Regions from separate parts of the Homo sapiens genome. Here region 2 is linked to region 1. A link is a loop called in an ENCODE intact Hi-C map of the cell type or tissue named here. Cell type or tissue: CD4-positive, alpha-beta T cell. All regions are shown on one strand.

The links. Hi-C counts contacts between places; a loop is a spot of excess contacts. Peaks named below come from ENCODE experiments on the same cell type or tissue, not always from the same donor. Only the 100,000 strongest peaks of a DNase experiment are listed, where the experiment ranks them.
Region 2: a loop joins it to region 1, with 2.8 times the contacts of the local background. A loop is called at or near these places in 9 of 110 quality-filtered maps.

What each region holds. Positions count from the first base shown.
Region 1 is chr6:185,511-193,510 of GRCh38, forward strand. LIRIL2R (lincRNA regulator of IL2RA) reads left to right here. Exons shown (of 2, transcript XR_926349.3): 2 at 1-2,236. It overlaps LINC03066 (long intergenic non-protein coding RNA 3066), which reads right to left. Exons shown (of 8, transcript NR_126020.1): 3 at 3,966-4,139; 4 at 2,226-2,396; 5 at 846-1,051. Among named protein-coding and RNA genes, the nearest start is that of LIRIL2R, 9.1 kb to the left of the region's middle. RefSeq lists an enhancer at 3,799-3,858. In CD4-positive, alpha-beta T cell, CTCF peaks have their summits at 3,473 (motif pointing right) and 3,672; a DNase peak (open chromatin) is centred at 3,481.
Region 2 is chr6:231,980-239,979 of GRCh38, forward strand. LOC105374870 (a long non-coding RNA gene) reads left to right here. Exons shown (of 3, transcript XR_926357.3): 2 at 3,024-3,136; 3 at 4,654-5,155. Among named protein-coding and RNA genes, the nearest start is that of LINC03066, 30 kb to the left of the region's middle. RefSeq lists an enhancer at 4,055-4,144. In CD4-positive, alpha-beta T cell, no CTCF peak of the experiment used is centred here; a DNase peak (open chromatin) is centred at 4,122; H3K4me3 peaks cover 904 bases; H3K27ac peaks cover 1,146 bases.

The sequences.
Region 1 (8,000 bases):
TAAGCACAGCGCCTTCTCCAAGCTCCACGCTTCACGCTGCACACACGGCATTCATCTGAGCCTGCTGTGTCACCTGTGAGGGAACTGGGACTGAGGGGAACTGACACAGAAGTGCGGCTGGACATAACATCCAGGAAACAGTAGCAGGTTGACTGAATAGCTTCTAAGAAGGATAAAATCAAATCCCAGATGACAGTCTTAATAAGGTTGCGATACCAATTTGAAATTACAGTTGACTCTTAAACACCGGTTTGAACTGCGAGGGTCCACTTAGAGATGGATTTTTTTTTCCAAAAAATACAGTCCGTGGGTTTTGTATCCACAACCAAACACAGATAGAAAATATAGTATTCTCAGGATTTAAATCTGCCCGTACGGAAGCCTGGCTTTTCATAACCTTCGGTCCCCAGGACTCACTATGGGACTTGAGTATGTGCAGATTTTCATGTCTTACCCATGGCCCTGGAAGCAATTTCCTACAGATTCCCAGGGATGACTGTATTTGCCTAATGTTTCTTTCCCAGCAGACTCATGTCTGTCTTGTGCACTGCTGTGTTCCTGGCACCATGGGGGAGCGTGGTGCAGAGCAAGTTTCCTCAGATGGCCCTTTGTGGATGGACTACAGGAGCAGAGATGTGCAAGAAGCAAGTTTCAGAAGGAATTCAAACCAAAATGTAGAGTTTGAAGGCAACAGTGACCTTTGCAATCATACCTCCCTGTTATTCAGTAACAAAGCCACCACCATGTATCAAGCACCCACAGGCCACACCTGTCTTCTGGACGATTTTCGGGGCATCATATTTCAATGTTCTGTCCATTTCCAGGCACAAAGTGCTTTCACTCACATTCGGTCCTTGCTGCAACTGCAAGCCACTGAAGACAGGTGTGTCTGATCCCAACGTGGAGCCCACAGTAACAGCAAGCAGCGACTGTTGCTTGTGCAGGAGGCCCTGTGTGCCACATGTTGCTCTTCACTACTGATCAGGGCTGTTTACGTGGGTCCCATCACAGCTGCTCTGTGACTAGGGAACTTGACGTCTCCATTTTTCAACTGAAAACACAGAAGTACAAAGGGGTTCACCACCTTGTCCACGGTTGCCCTGCTTCTAACTGGTCATGTTGGAATAAAAACAAGCAACTGTCATCCGGGATATTAACCACGCAGGCTGTGGTGTTGCAAAGCAGGGGAGCACGGAGCAGGGAGCATACCACCCTGCTGAGATCAGCTCACTCACAAGTGGCAGGGCTAGGGCTGCAGTGCAGCTCACTTACGGGCACTGTGTAAGCCTGAAAGCAAAGTCCACATCCAAAGGTCGTAGTGGCCCCAAAACAGCTTCCTGACCTGCTTCTGTGGTCCCAGACCTCTTGCTGCTGAGGTACCTTAGCTTTCCAATTACTCTTGCCAATTCTGCCTGCCCAGTACTGCTAAAAGGCCACTTCCCTCCGTCCCATGGCCTCAAACACACTTCAGAGAGAATTTCTGGGCACTTTCAGAAGGCTGGTCACTACAGCACAAAAGAAGTCAAAGTTATCGCGTTAGTGCTCCCAAATCTGAGGCACAGTTTGGAGATGGGGGCTCTGAGTCAAGGGGCAGGCTGGGGACTGTTCCGGTGCCTGTGACTATGGGACTGAGTCAGTCACAGCCCCTCTCATTTTCACCAGTGAAGGACATAATGTATACAGTGTTGCATTTCCAAGACAAAGTGCCTTAAATTGGCTTAGGTCAGCAGACTACAGAAGAAACAGGATATTCGAGGCCCCTGCTTGGATAGCTGATGCCTGCTTGTAGGCCTCCCCCTTTCCCCGCTTACCCCCCATTAGTTGCCTTCACCAGAACCGAAGAAGTTTAGTCTAAAATGAAAGCTTACTACTAGCCTGCAAAATAGCTCCCTTTGTCTGTTCTTATCAGCCAGCCCAGCTACTTAGGTCGTAAGTGAAATACTTGAAGAGCCCCTGAGCTGACTAGGATTGCAATGCATTGTGGGCTGTGACAAAATGCAGCAAGACAACCCTAAAAACAAACAAACAAACAAAAACACCTAAAGCCCCTGCCTAACAATCAATAGGTGACGTCCAGGAAGGTTGTGACCCCATAGTACTCAGCCTGTGGGAAACTGGGGGAGGAGCCTGCACACTAGTGGACAAATTGCTTGTTGAAACTGCTGGGTGTGCCTGTCCGTCAGACACCCGATTTTGCAAGACTGACTGTTTATTAAAAATCTCACTTTCGCTGTTCTCTGGGTCTCTGAGTCCATTCTTCGGGTTTGGATGGGTGAGTTTGTTTCTTACGCCTAGTGAGGGACTGGGCCAGGCAGTCTCTTGAGGTCCTCCCTCTGCTTCTCATAAGACATCTGTTGTATCTCTTCCTCTCCTCATCACACACTTCTGTGACTCCCCTTGAAAGACAAGAGCATGTTCAGTCCCCATCAGACATGGACAGTCAGTGCTTCCTTGCCCCGAATTTCTTCCCCTTGCCCTTGGCCACCCTAGACCCCTGGGCTTTCCCAGTAAGTCACACATCAAAACCTTCCTGCCATGTGTTTATAGGATTTTATATTTTGATTATGGAAGTTAAAAGTGTAGTGATCCAGTTAACATTTTATTTCTTCCAGAAAACTTAAGGCTTTAACTCTGTCAAAATATGTGCATTATGAAAGGTTCATATCCCCCAATATCTGCATCCTTAGAAATAAGAGCTTAGCCACTGTTGTATAGATTAACTTTGGCAGTGCCAGCCCTTTATTTGTATATGGAGCACAGGAGCCTGAATTAGCTGGCATTTTATTTCCTTACTAAGTCAATAAACACTTTTTTTTTTTTGAGACGGGGTCTCACTCTGTCGCCCAGGCTGGAGTGCAGTGGTGCGATCTCGGCTCACTGCAAGCTCCGCCTCCTGGGTTCACGCCATTCTCCTGCCTCAGCCTCCCGAGTAGCTGGGACTACAGGCACCTGCCACTGCGCCCGGCTACTTTTTTTTGTATGTTTTTTTTAGTAGAGATGGGGTTTCACCATATTAGCCAGGATGCTCTTGAACTCCTGACCTCATGATCCGCCCGCCTCGGCCTCCCAAAGTGCTGGGATTACAGGCGTGAGCCACCGCGCTGGGCCTAAACACTTATTTTTTAACACTATTGTCCCAGGCACTGTACTAGGTGCCAAGAAAACAAAAATGAACACAGAAAAAATATATACTCAAGTTATTCATGGTCTAGAGAAAAAGACAGACGTACGTGAATTCTTAGGCAATATGTGCCTGATACATCAACACACATAAGCGTGTGATAAACCACAGGGAGACTTGGGAAGGCTTCACGAAGGAGGGTGCCTGAGAGCTGAGGGCTCCATCCGAATTTCAGCCTCCAGGTGGTTCCCCGACTCCTTTCCCCACAGCTCTGGGCTGGAGTTGACAGATGGGTCGGTCAGCTAGCGTGGGCGAGACCATAGTCTCCACCTCACTGTCCAGTGGCCAGGGACCCGCTAGAGGGAGCCAGATGATTGTGGGAGAAGCAGGCCTTGCCACAGCCTCTTTGGTGTGGTGAGAAAATGTTTCTGTTTTAACAAAGTTGTACCCAACTCCTAAGCGTCACACATATAATCCTGCAGATCCGAATCCTACCAATCAGCAGGCACGGGTTCATCTCTACATCAGCTTCCCTTATTTGATGTACGGATGAACCCCACACTTGCTAATAGTACCTGAGTGTGGGCAACACTTCCAGATCTTTCCATAAAATTCAGCACAAGGGCCCTCATGGGTAAGGTGGCTTCCTCATTTGAATACAGATTCTCACATTGACATGGCCCTACCTCTGAGGATGACTTTTGAAGGACACAACAAGCCTCTGAGGCCTGTCACTGAATTCCTGTTATTTCAGAACACAGGGTTTTTGTGTGTGTCTTCTTCCTCCCCTGCCATGTTTCAGGGAAAGGGAATTCAACGTAAAGGGGCCCTTTGCAAAACATACCTTGCAGATGGACCCATCAGAACTGCCTAGGTCTTCCATTTGGGGGCCGGTTCCCAGGCTGACAGATCTGTGACTCTGTAAATGAGTAAGAACCTGAATGTGTCACAGAAAATTCTTCCTGGTCCATAGACTGAATGAAGCAAATGTGAGGTGTGGTTGATCATCATGAAGTTTCTAAGAGTAAAAGAGAGAAAGCAAAAAAGTACATCTTGTTCTCTTCAGCTCAGTGGCTGGATTTAAATTCAGTCTCCACATAAAACTTCAGAAACGGCCCCTGCCCTAGGACAATGGCCAAAATAACAAATAGCTGAAAATCTCCTTTCACTCTGAAGGCCAGTCCTTTCCCCCTGGGCAGCCCCCTCTCCTTCGGAGTGGGGAGGCAAACCTCCCGGTTGGACTGGAACTCCCGGGGCGTTCAACAGCAACGGGGCGGCCTGCTCCCACTTGCTTTGTCCCCAGGGTTTCAACCCTCTCAACAGTTTCTTCTCGTTGCTTCTGTGACTGTTTTTTTTGTTTTTTTTTCTGCCCTGTCCTACCTCTGTGACTGTTTTCTGCCACCTTTGTTAATCCTTCCCCTTGCCAGCTCCAATTTTAAGTGTCCCCTGAGACTGGTAACTCACTGCTTTGTGCCAGGAGGTTCCTTGGCTCCAATCAGGGGTTCCTGACAACTCCCACATTCCAAGCTGGACCCCTCCTCAGCAGGTCCCACCCCACACAAGCTCTCTTCTTCAAACCGGCTGGCTTCCCCAGCCCCTAGCCCTCTGAGGCCATCACCCTTTCATAGGCATCTGTGTGTGTTTGTCAGAGCTGTAAAGAACCACAAACCAGGGGGCCTAAGATCTCGGAAACTTTATACTTTCACGGTTCTGGAGGCAAGAAGTTTGCGAGCAAGGTGCTGGCGGAGTTGGAGCCTCTGAGGGCTTCTAGTGGTTTGCTAGCCATCTTTGTGTTTGCCATCTCTGCCTTCATCTTCACATGTTCTCCGTGTGTGTCCATGTCTCCAAATTTCTCCTTTCCGTAAGGACACCAGTCATATTGGATTAAGGCCCACCCTAACGCTTCATTTTTACTTGATTACTTCTGTAAAGACACTGTCTCCAAATAAGGTCACATTTTCAAGAACTGCTTTGAACTTCAACATAGAAACTTTCTTTTTCGAGGAAAAGAGAATCAGGATTCAACCCAGAACAACACCCAAGCAAGAAGCCTGAGACAGAGCTTTGTGTCTTCCTGCTCCCTAATGCCAGCCTTAGCCAAGCCTCCCTGTATCTCCCACGCCCACTCCCCAGCCTGCACCTTCACCTCCAGGGGGCCTCTGTCTACTGACCTGTCTTTCCCCAGCCAATCCTCTGCAAAGTGCTGCAGTCCCCAAACCATAAAGAACCAGTTTTGTTACATTGCTATGGTTGCTCAAGGACAGACATTGGCTCCCTAGCACTGTGGAAGGCAAGTCAGAAGCCTCTGCCTCCCCTGAACCCCTCCCGTCCTACCTGGGAGGGAACCACACTCAGGAGCTAGACAGTTCTCAGGAGCCTCATGGCAACTGCTCACATCTGAGTCCCAGCTGGAGTTCAACCTAAGTCTCCCTTCTTCAGTGACACCCTCCTGATGCTTAACTGTGCTTTCTTAGAGCTTTACCAGCGCTGCAACAGAGGCCTGATAGCTCTGTGCTTAGTGATTTTGCTGTCTCGTGCCTCGGGGCTGTGACTGGGCTTCCCTGTGTCCTGGTCCTCGCCCAGCACACGACTGAGATGGACAGGAGGTTAATACATGAGCGTTGAATCAGCGGAAGATCTGGGGACCAACTCAATGATTACAGAGTGAATGATGGTGCCAAGGCCAGGGCTCTGAACCCGCAGGGAACTTGCTCACTGTTTGTTTGTGTGGCTGCACCCTGCCTCCCCCTTCCTTGGGGGTCTGAGATGCCACAATCACCTTCTCTGGTTCACTAGAACAGAAAAGGGGCCCAGAAGCCCCCATGACATCACACACCCCCCTCATGCCCTGAGGCCCAAAGTTCTTTTCAGAGAAGTGTTGTGTTGTTGAGCTCCACCTCCACAGGAGTGATTGAGCTCTTCAGGGAGGGCTGGGGGCAGCCATCAGGTGCCTGGGTGTGTTTGGTCATGATCCCTGGATAGGGACCCACCTGTGCCTCCCCACCCAACAAGGGAATGATTCATTGTCTCAAAGTGCCGCGGGAGGGCAAGGACTTAGCCCCAGCCAGAGTGCAGTGTGGTGTGAAAACTGGCTCAGGAGCACCATAACCTATGAGCTTCCTGATTTCCTTTAGCAATGGAAGGTCATTGGCCAAAGGGTGACCTCAAGGTCAGAGGTTGTTGTCTGTACAAGTACCGTCTGCAGCAGCCTCAGACAGAGGCCATTTCTGCTTGGACACCTGCAGCCCTTGGTGGCCCAGAGATGCTGCCTTGAAGTGAAAATGCAAAGCGATTTGAAGTCCCCAGAAGACAGAGGGGTGCTGGCCTCACTTGGCTCATAATGAAGCCCCGGATTGCGTGCTGGGGCTGGAGAAGCCACAGGAGCTGTTGCCGCTGGGGCCTGGGCAGAGGGCAGCAGGAAGGTACAGGGCTGTCCCTGCATGAGGAACTCACCGAGACCTGTACTTGTGTGACGGATGGTTCATACAAGTATTGAAGGTCCACATCACCAGCATCGGCCAGCTCAAAGACCAGCATGGGTGGAGGACCAGCCTCCAGCCAGTCAGCTCCAGGAGACACGCCTGGCCAGGACCAGCTACAGGATTTGCAGGCCCCATTGCAAGATGAAAATGAGGGATCCATGGTTCAAAAATGACTAAGAATGTCAATCCAGTGACAGCAGAGCAAGCGTGGGCCCTTCTGAGTGCAGGGACAGCCTGGGTGTCACCCCACGAAGCCAGCCCCAGACCCCACATGTGGAGGAACTCACTGCTCAACCTAAACCGTCTGCTGAGGGAGGCCCAGTCACACCCGGGCTTTCCCGCAGCCTCTTCCAGTGGGATTCCCACAACACCCTTCCTCCCGGAAGCGCCCTGCCTTCCTCTGGAAAGGGGCCTGGGATGTTCCCTTAGAATAACCTATCGAGTGAGCATTTGGCAAATGGGCTCTGTATTTGTGTTATATGGAACAATAAAAATGTTCTTGGGAAGAAACTTGAACTCCAGAGCTCACCTCCTGCTTGAAACAAGTGACGTCTCCTGCAGCTAAGTAAGTGAGAGTCATGTGGGGTTGGGAGCCAGCGCTTTGAGGCCAGGACAGGGGCTGGGAGAAAAGTGGCCCAGGCCGGGTGCCATGGCTCACGCCTGTAATCCCAGCACTCTGGGAGGCCAAGGCAGGCGGATAACGAGGTCAGGAGATCAAGACCATCCTGGCCAACATGGTGAAACCCCGTCTCTACTAAAAATACAAAAATTAGCTGGGCATGGTGGCACATGCCTGTAATCCCAGCTACTTGGGAGGCTGAGGCAGAAGAATAGCTTGAAGCAGGGAGTCGGAGGTTGCAGTGATCCAAGATCGTGCCACTGCACTCCAGCCTGCGTGACAGCAAGACTCTGTCAGGGAAAATAAAAAAAAAAAAGTGGCCCAATGAGCACAGGTCCGCAGCTGAACACAAGGAAGTAGGATTCAGAGAAAGACAGGGGAAGTGAGTTTGCTAGGAGGAAGAAAAGACAGACCTCAGGACCCAAGGACTCAAGGTGAGCATCAATCTCACTGTTCTCGGTAGGGTGGGATGGTGGTGGTCACATAGAATGGGGGGGAACTCGACAATCACTGGGAGACAGTGCTGACCAAATGAACCAATGAACTGTGTAGCCAAGGAACACTACTGTGTGTGTGTATGTGTGTGTCACGTGTGTGTCATGTGTATGTGTGTGTTGTGTGTATGTGTCGTGTGTATGTGTGTCACGTGTGTGTCGTGTGTGTATGTGTGTCATGTGTGTATGTGTGTGTCGTGTGTGTGTGTACAGAATCTGATGCTTTTATAATGAAGGATGGCTGAAGACTAGGAGAGATGGTGGCAGGATGGCATCAGGGTTGT
Region 2 (8,000 bases), 46 kb after region 1:
TGACACCTTTTCTCTATTCACATGAAACAAAGGCCTGGATCCTTGATCAGGGTCACTCAGTAAAGTAGTGAACAAGCTCCCGTGAAAGCCCAGGCCCTCCCATTTTCAGTAGGGTGTTCCCTATTCTACCACGTTCCTCCTCTTGTATAAACTAACACTCTGCTTTAAGTATGTTTAGAAACCTGTAGTCTATAGCAGCGGTCCTCAACCTTTTTGGCACCAGGGACCAGTTTCATGGAAGACAATTTTTCCACGGACTGGGGCAGGGGAGGGGGATGGTTTCCGGGTGATTCAAGTGCATTCCATTTATCGTGCACTTTATTTCTATTGTTATTATCATATTGTAATATATAATGAAATAATTATACAACTCACCATAATGTAGAATCAGTGGGAGCCCCGAGCTTGTTTTCCTGCAACTAGATGGTCCCATCTGGGGGTGATGGGAGACAGTGACAGATCATCAGGCATTAGATTCTCATAAGGAGCGTGCAACTTAGATCCCTTGCATGCACAGTTCACAGTAGGGTTTGTGCTCCTATGAGACTCTGATGCTGATGCTGATCTGACAGGAACTAAGGCAGTAAAATGTGAGTGATGGGGAGTGGCTGTAAATACATATGAAGCTTCACCCACTCACCCACCGCTCACCTCCTGCTGTGCAGCCTGGTTCCTAACAGGCCATAGACCGCTAGCTACCATCCATGCCCTGGGGGTTGGGGATGCCTGGTCTACAGTGAAGTAAATATCCTAGTTCCCTTGAGAAGGAGTCTCCATTAATGTGGAGTCATAGAGCTTTTTGGAGGAGCTGTGGACCTGCCCCCTCAGTTCCAGCTACACAGCTGCTCAGGGCCTGTTTGGCACTTGCCATACTCCTGTCCCAGGACAGGATCCCACAGTGGTAACAAAGGCTGCCGATCACTGAGCAACTACGACGTGTGCTGGGCAGGAGCTCTGTTGCTTCTAATTCTCACAACAATGCTGCAAAGGAGGGATTGTTCACTCCATTCTGTGATGAGGATATTGTATGGGTTGTGCCGTGTCCTCTAAAAAGGGAAGTCCTTACCCCAATACCTCAGAATGTGACCTTATCTGGAAATAGGGTCATTGCTGATGTAGTTAGTGAAGCTAAGATGAGGTCATGCTGGAGGAGAGTGGGCCTCACTCCGTAGGGCTGGTGTCCTTCTAAGGAGAGGACACAGACCCACAGAGGGAAGTCCATGTGATGACACAGGCAGAGATGCAGTGACGCGTCTGCAAGGTGGGAGCACCGAGGGTTGCCAGCCACCACCACAAGCGCAGTGAGAGGACGACTCTGCCAGCACCGTGGTCTGGGGCTGCCGGCCTCCAGGACTGGGAAATAATACACATCTGTTGCTTTAAGCACCCAGTGTGTGGCAGTTTGTTGAGGACGACCATGGGAAACAGATTCAGATGCTGAAGCTCGTAAAGTAGAAGACATGCCCAGAGCCACTCAGCCAACAGGCAGGTTCAGCCAGGGCTCAAATGGAGGTCTTCCTGGTTCCAAAAGAATTGCGTTTCTTCTCTACTCCACATGGCCCATCTCATCCCAGATGACCAGGGGAGACACTTGATGGCAAGGCCAACCACTGCTACCCCAGGGAAGAAAACAGAGAGAGGCAGAGGGAGGAGAGAGCCTAGGAGAGCGCCCTTCCTTTGCTGAGCTTGGCAGCTGTGCAGGCAGCCTGGCCCAAAGCAATAATTATCACAAAGCATAACCACAGCTCCAATGTATAGCCAAGAAATCTCTATCTTAGGAATACAAAGTGAGTGAGACAAGGCTTAAAAATAATATTAGTAATAATAATAATATCAAATAATATCAGAATAACCCTTCCAAGTGTGCTTTGCAAACAGCTTCTTTTTTTTTTTTTTTTTTTTTTTGAGACAGAGTCTTGCTCTGTCGCCCAGGCTGGAGTGCAGTATTGTAATCTCGGCTTACTGCAACCTCTCCCTCCCGGGTTCAAGCAATTCTGCTGCCTCAGCCTCCTGAGTAGCTGGGATTACAGGTGCATGCCACCATGCCTGGCTAATTTTTGTATTTTTAGTAGACAAGGGGTTTCACTATATTGGCCATGCTGGTCTTGAACACCTAACCTCGTGATCTGCCCACATCAGCCTCCAAAGTGCTGGGATGACAGGCGTGAGCCACCACACCAGGCCGAAAACATTGTCTTGTTTTAAGAGTTGTCACTTTGGCCAGGTGAGGTGGCTCATGCCTGTAATCCCAGCACCTTGGGAGGCCGAGGTGGGCAGATCATGAGGTCAGGAATTCGAGACCAGCCTAGCCAACATGGTGAAACCCCATCTCTACTAAAAAAATACAAAAATTAGCTGGGTGCGGTGGCGTGTGCCTGTAATCCCAGCTACTTGGGAGGCTGAGGCAGGAGAATTGCTTGAACCCAGGAGGCAGAGGTTGCAGTGCGTGGAGATCACGCCACTGCACTCCAGCCTGAGTGACAGAGCAAAATTCCGTCTCGGAATTGTCACTTTTTGAGACAGTCACGGCGAATGTCACTGAGCCTGAGCAAATGCTGCTCCTTGCCAGGCTTTCTCATATGCAGGGTCTGAGGCTCAGAGGGTAAGAAACTTTCCAAAGACGCACAGCAGAGGACTGGGGATCTGGATGCTGACCTATAGGATTGAGTCCATGCCTTGTGCTGCCCTAACAGAAAGTCCTGGGAAGGGCTGAGCTCAGGATACAAGCTTTACTAGGTGCAATAAATAGGTCACTGCTGGGCTGGTTCTCCTGAGGTCTCACTATCAGCTTTGGAGAAGATGCCTTTGTTCTTTCTGACTTTTGGCCCAGGAATCTTTATTAACTACTGTGATCAGGAGAAAGAGCCTGTGACAAATTGGAGGGTTGCCTATGGGGCCTCTAGGTTGCAGGGACAGAGAGATGTGTAGAGACTGAGGGAAGCAAAGGTGCATGGGGGTGAAGGTGGTACCTCTCCCTCTGCTGGTAAACAAGAACAGCCCCTCCACAACAGCCTCCCTTCCAGATGCCTGGGGTTTGCTGCTTGGAACCAAGCACCGTAGTCATCTCCTCTCCCCTGCCCTTCCTGTTCCTCTGAAGCTGAAGTCACTTCCCTGGATGATGCCTGGATAGAAGCAGGTGAGAGGGGAAAGTGCCTTGGGTGGAGGGAAACTTGTGAGATGAAAGAGGCCTCCTGAGGGGCTGTCAATCATCTAGGGCAATCTTTTTCTTTTTCTCTCTCTCTCTTTTTATTTTAATTAAGATGGAGTCTCGCTCTGTCACCTAGGCTGGAGTGCAGTGGTGAGATCTCAGCTCACTGCAACCTCTGCCACCCGGGTTCAAGTAATTCTCCTGCCTTAGCCTCCCAAGTAGCTGGAATTACAGGCACATACCACCACACCCAGCTAATTTTTGTATTTTTAGTGGAGATGGGGTTTCACCATGTTGGCCAGGCTGGTCTCAAACTCCCAACCTCAGGTGATCCGCCCACCTTGGCCTCCCGAAGTGCTGGGATTACAGGCAAGAGCCACCGAGCCCAGCCTTGAGGGTGATCTTTATCCTTTCCCAAGTTCAGTGAGTTGTACTCAAATCCCTCCTCAGAAATCCTCTTCATAAGAAGTCTCTATTTCATCCCATGCCCCCAGTCCTTTCCTCAGTGAGCCCAGATAGGCCTAGAACTGTGAGTCAGGATTTCTTCCAAAAGGATGAAAGTTTTGATGAGTGAAGTAAATATTTTCCCAATCAAAATGAAAAGTAAGAAAAGAAGAAGAGAAAGGAGAGGAAGAAAGAAAGAGAGAGAGAGAGAGAAAGAAAAAGAAAGAAAGAAAGAAAGAAAGAAAGGAAGGAAGGAAGGAAGGAAGGAAGAAGGAGAGAAAGAGAAGAAAGAAGAGAGAGAGGGAGAGGAGGGAAGGGGAGGGGGAGGTAAAGGGACAAACTAAAAGGAAAACAGAGGGGAGGGAGAGAAAGGAAAAAGTTTGGAAACTTCCTAGGATGAGCTGACTTCCCTCTAGCTGTCCTGCTCCCTCTCCCTCTTCCTCTCCCTCTCCCTCTGCCTCTTCCCTCCCCCCATCTGTCTCTCACTCTTGCTTTTGTTCTTGTGCTTGCTCTCTCCCCGTCTCTCTTTCACTTTCTCTTTTGTTCTTGCTCTCTCTGTCTCTCTCTCTCCACCTCATTTTCCACTTTTTCACATACCATGAAGCAGAAAAGAAACTTATCTTGAAAAGATTCATCCAGGACGAGGTGTCACCCACACACTGATGACTGTTGGGGGCAGGGTGGTTAATTCTTTCACAGAGAGAAACTTCTCTCTGGGGAGAGCAGAGAGAGAAGAGGTGGAATTTTTTACTCACAGAGACTGACAAGATAAAATTAGAGAATTTGGGTCTAGAAGGCCAAGCAGTAAAAATAAATATGGAAAGAACATCCTCATGGAATGTTCCACAACCTGCGTCCTTCCCAACCCTACTGCCTTCTCTCCATGGCCCTGGAAGCTCATGTCTAGGGGGAGTTTTATCTGGGGCAGTAATGGAGAGAAGGAGGTTCTAAAAAGAACGGTTACCATCACGTAGGAGTTTTGTATTTCGGACCTCAAATCTGTGTGGACAATAACTGGAACCCTTTTGATATTCAATAACTGAAATTTATTTCTCCTTTAGTGCCCATTTCACCTGTTGGCAGAAGCTTGTTTTTAGCCACATCAGGCTCTCTAGCCCTCCCCACCCAGGACTTTGCTGACTCAAAGGCCGGATTGCTCTGTCCACAGTCTCCAGCACCCCCCGCTCCCTCTCTTGCTGGAGCCATGCTGGGTACCCAGAAACCTCATGCCCAGTCTTGGCCCATCTTCCCAAATTACTATTTCCATTTTTTCTTTCCTGGTAATTTCTTTACCCTGTAGCCATCCCCCCATTACTACTGTACCTCGAGTCCCCTGGGGCTTCAGAGAAAGTCTGCTAACAACAGAAAAGGCAGAAGCCCTGAGCCCGCATCACTCTGATCCTAAAGGAGGAGGAGAGCTCCTTAGTGGCTGCAGCCTGTTTAACTTTTGTCTGCTTTCACATGACTTCAGGACTCTGAAAGATCAAGCAAAAACCAGGATCTTGGCACAGAACAAAAGTGAAATGGCATTTTTGCCCAAATATTAATAAACGCAAATGCACACCCCTGTTGTCCCTGTTGGACATGCTGGGGGACCGTGGATTTTCTCAGTCACTAATGGGAGAAATGTAAATGATAATCAGATCTTGTGGTGGGTAACTTGGTGATTGGTGTCACAAATCTTAAAACTTTTGAGCACTTATCACTTCTGCTTGGAAGAATTATAATCCTGTGCAAAAAATTGCATATGCACCTAAAATATATGTAGAGAATATTTATTTAAGTATTGCTTAAATATTAGTTAATAATTCAACACAATCTGAAAGTCCCCAAATAGGGGATTGGCTGAATGTATTAGGGTACTTCCATAAAATGGAGGAAACATGCAGCCATGAAAGTTTGCTGTACATGATATTTCACCATATTAAAAAATCAATGATATATTGCTAAGTGCAAAATGCAATTTTTTTTTTTGAGACGGAGTCTCGCTTTGTTACCCAGGCTGGAGTGTAGTGGCACGATCTTGGCTCACTGCAAGCTCCGCCTCCCGGGTTCAAGCGATTCTCCTGCTTCAGCCTCCCGAGTAGCTGGGATTACAGGCACCTGCCACCACGTCCAGCTAATTTTTGTATTTTTAGTAGAGACGGGGTTTCACCATGTTGGTCAGGCTGGTCCCCAACTCTTGACCTCAAGTGATCCATCCTCCTCGGCCTCCCAAAGTGCTGGGATTACAGGGGTGAGCCACTGCGCCCGGCCTATTCTTTTCTTTTCATCAAATTTTTTTCTCCCACAGAAAGCCCAATAGAAAACAGCACAGTGTTAAGCCTTCTTGGCTATACAAGCTCGAAGAATACTTCACAGAAATGAAAAACCATTTGTGTTCCACACCTACCCAGGCTGGTAATGAGACAGGTGTTTTGTTTGTAGCTGAAAGTTAAAGATTATACCTCTTGCTGAATTCGAAATGAGTTCACCAAAAAACAAAGCAAAACCTTCCAAAACAAACAAAAGATCCACCACGCCCCATGTGTTGTTTCAGTAAATCCACTTTCTTGCTGACTGTCTCGCTCCTCCTCATTGTTCTTCCTATAAAATGGATCACTTGGCCCACAAGCACATGAGCCAAACAGATCTTAATGATCACTGGCGACATTGAAATCCAAGAACACAGGAGCTGTTGAAGCCTGAGACCAAATCTGGGAAGGGAGAATTGAAAAGGACAAGAAAATCGTCCCACAAAGGATTTGAACACACACGGAAGTGGCATGTTAAAACGATATGTGCACCATGAAGAATCTTGAAGAGAAAATTGTAGTTGGGAAGTTTCTTAGTAAGGGGAGAGGGAGTTCTTACTATATACATTATATTAACATATTAACGTTAATCAATATTAATTTCTGGAAGAATATACTTCACTAAAATGAAAAAAGGTTTGATGTTGAAGAAATTGAGACACAAAAGAGAATCCATTTATTTAACTTGGGGAGTTAGTTTCACTTTGGTTTATTTATGATATTTCAATATGCTGACTTTAATTTTTTTGGATACGCTATATTAGTACATATTTGTGGGGTACATGCACAGAATGTGTGATGATCTAGTCAAGATATTGATCATTTCCACGTGTTGGGTACACATCAAGTCCTCTCTTGTAGCTATTCTGAAATACATAATACATTGTGTTAACTATAGCCACACTGCTCTGTTATCAAACATTAGAACTTATTAAATGGAAAGATACCCAGCACTTGGGGAAGCCGAGGCAGGCGGATCATTTGAGATTGGGAGTTCAAGACCAGCCTGGCCAACATGGTGAAACCCCATCTCTACTAAAAATACAAAAAAATTAGCCTGGCGTAGTGGTGTGCACCTATAGTCCCGGCTACTTGGGAGGCTGAGGCAGGAGAATTGCTTGAACCCAGGAGGCGGAGGTTGCAGTGAGCTGAGATCGTGTCACTGGGAGACAGAGTTAGACTCTGTCTCAAAAAAAAAGAAAAGAAAAGACACAAAGGCACACTCTTATTTTATGAATAAATGTCTCCTCAGTCAGAGGCAGATGCTTGTCCATACGCTGCAGTTACCACTGTGAGTGGCAGTGAAGACGCACCAGAGGCACAGCCCTGTTAGTCATTCTAGGGCTGGTTTTTGTCCATCCCTAAGACTGCAGTTCATTAGATGAAGTTGAAATAGCTCCTTACTGTGGAACTACGAAGAGAAGTAACCGCCTCACTCGGCTTGCTGGTCTAGTGCTGGAGAACGAGGTTATAGGTGTATCTTTGACCACTGTGGGACGTGGGCCCTCATCTTCCAGAGGGACAAAAATTACAAGATCTCAGAGTTGCCTCGGGATTGTTGAAAGATCAAAATCAGACAATGGGCCAGTGCAGGGTATTGTTATCACTGGGTGTCAGGAGCTGATGGCTACCAGAATTTAAATGAAGGGCCTTCAGAATGAACGCTGTTGACAATGCCATCGATCGTTTCCCTCCTTCTGAGTCCACCCTTGACGAGGGCCACAGCCTGGCTTCTGTCATAGAACTCCCATGGTACTTTCCATGAAGTTAAGAAAGTCATTGTACACCTCCCAGCACTTTTATTTCTGCTGAATAAAATCTCCCTCTCCTGGCCTTGGAAACTGCTACAGCTCACTAACCCTCTATCCTCAGAAACAGCCCTTCCAGCAACGCTGGCGGGCACCTGCCCATATCCTCAGGGAATTCCACTGGACTTTCCCAGTTCCTCCCTGGCCTCACGCCATTTTCACTGCATTCGTGTTTAGCACGTGCTTTATTCTCTCCCAGTTACACAGAGTTTCATGGAAAATCTCATGACAGTTTTTGGAATTGGGTTGATTGATAGGGCCATCCTTGGGAGAAGACGTGGTTGGCAATTGGTAAATTGGGGCAAA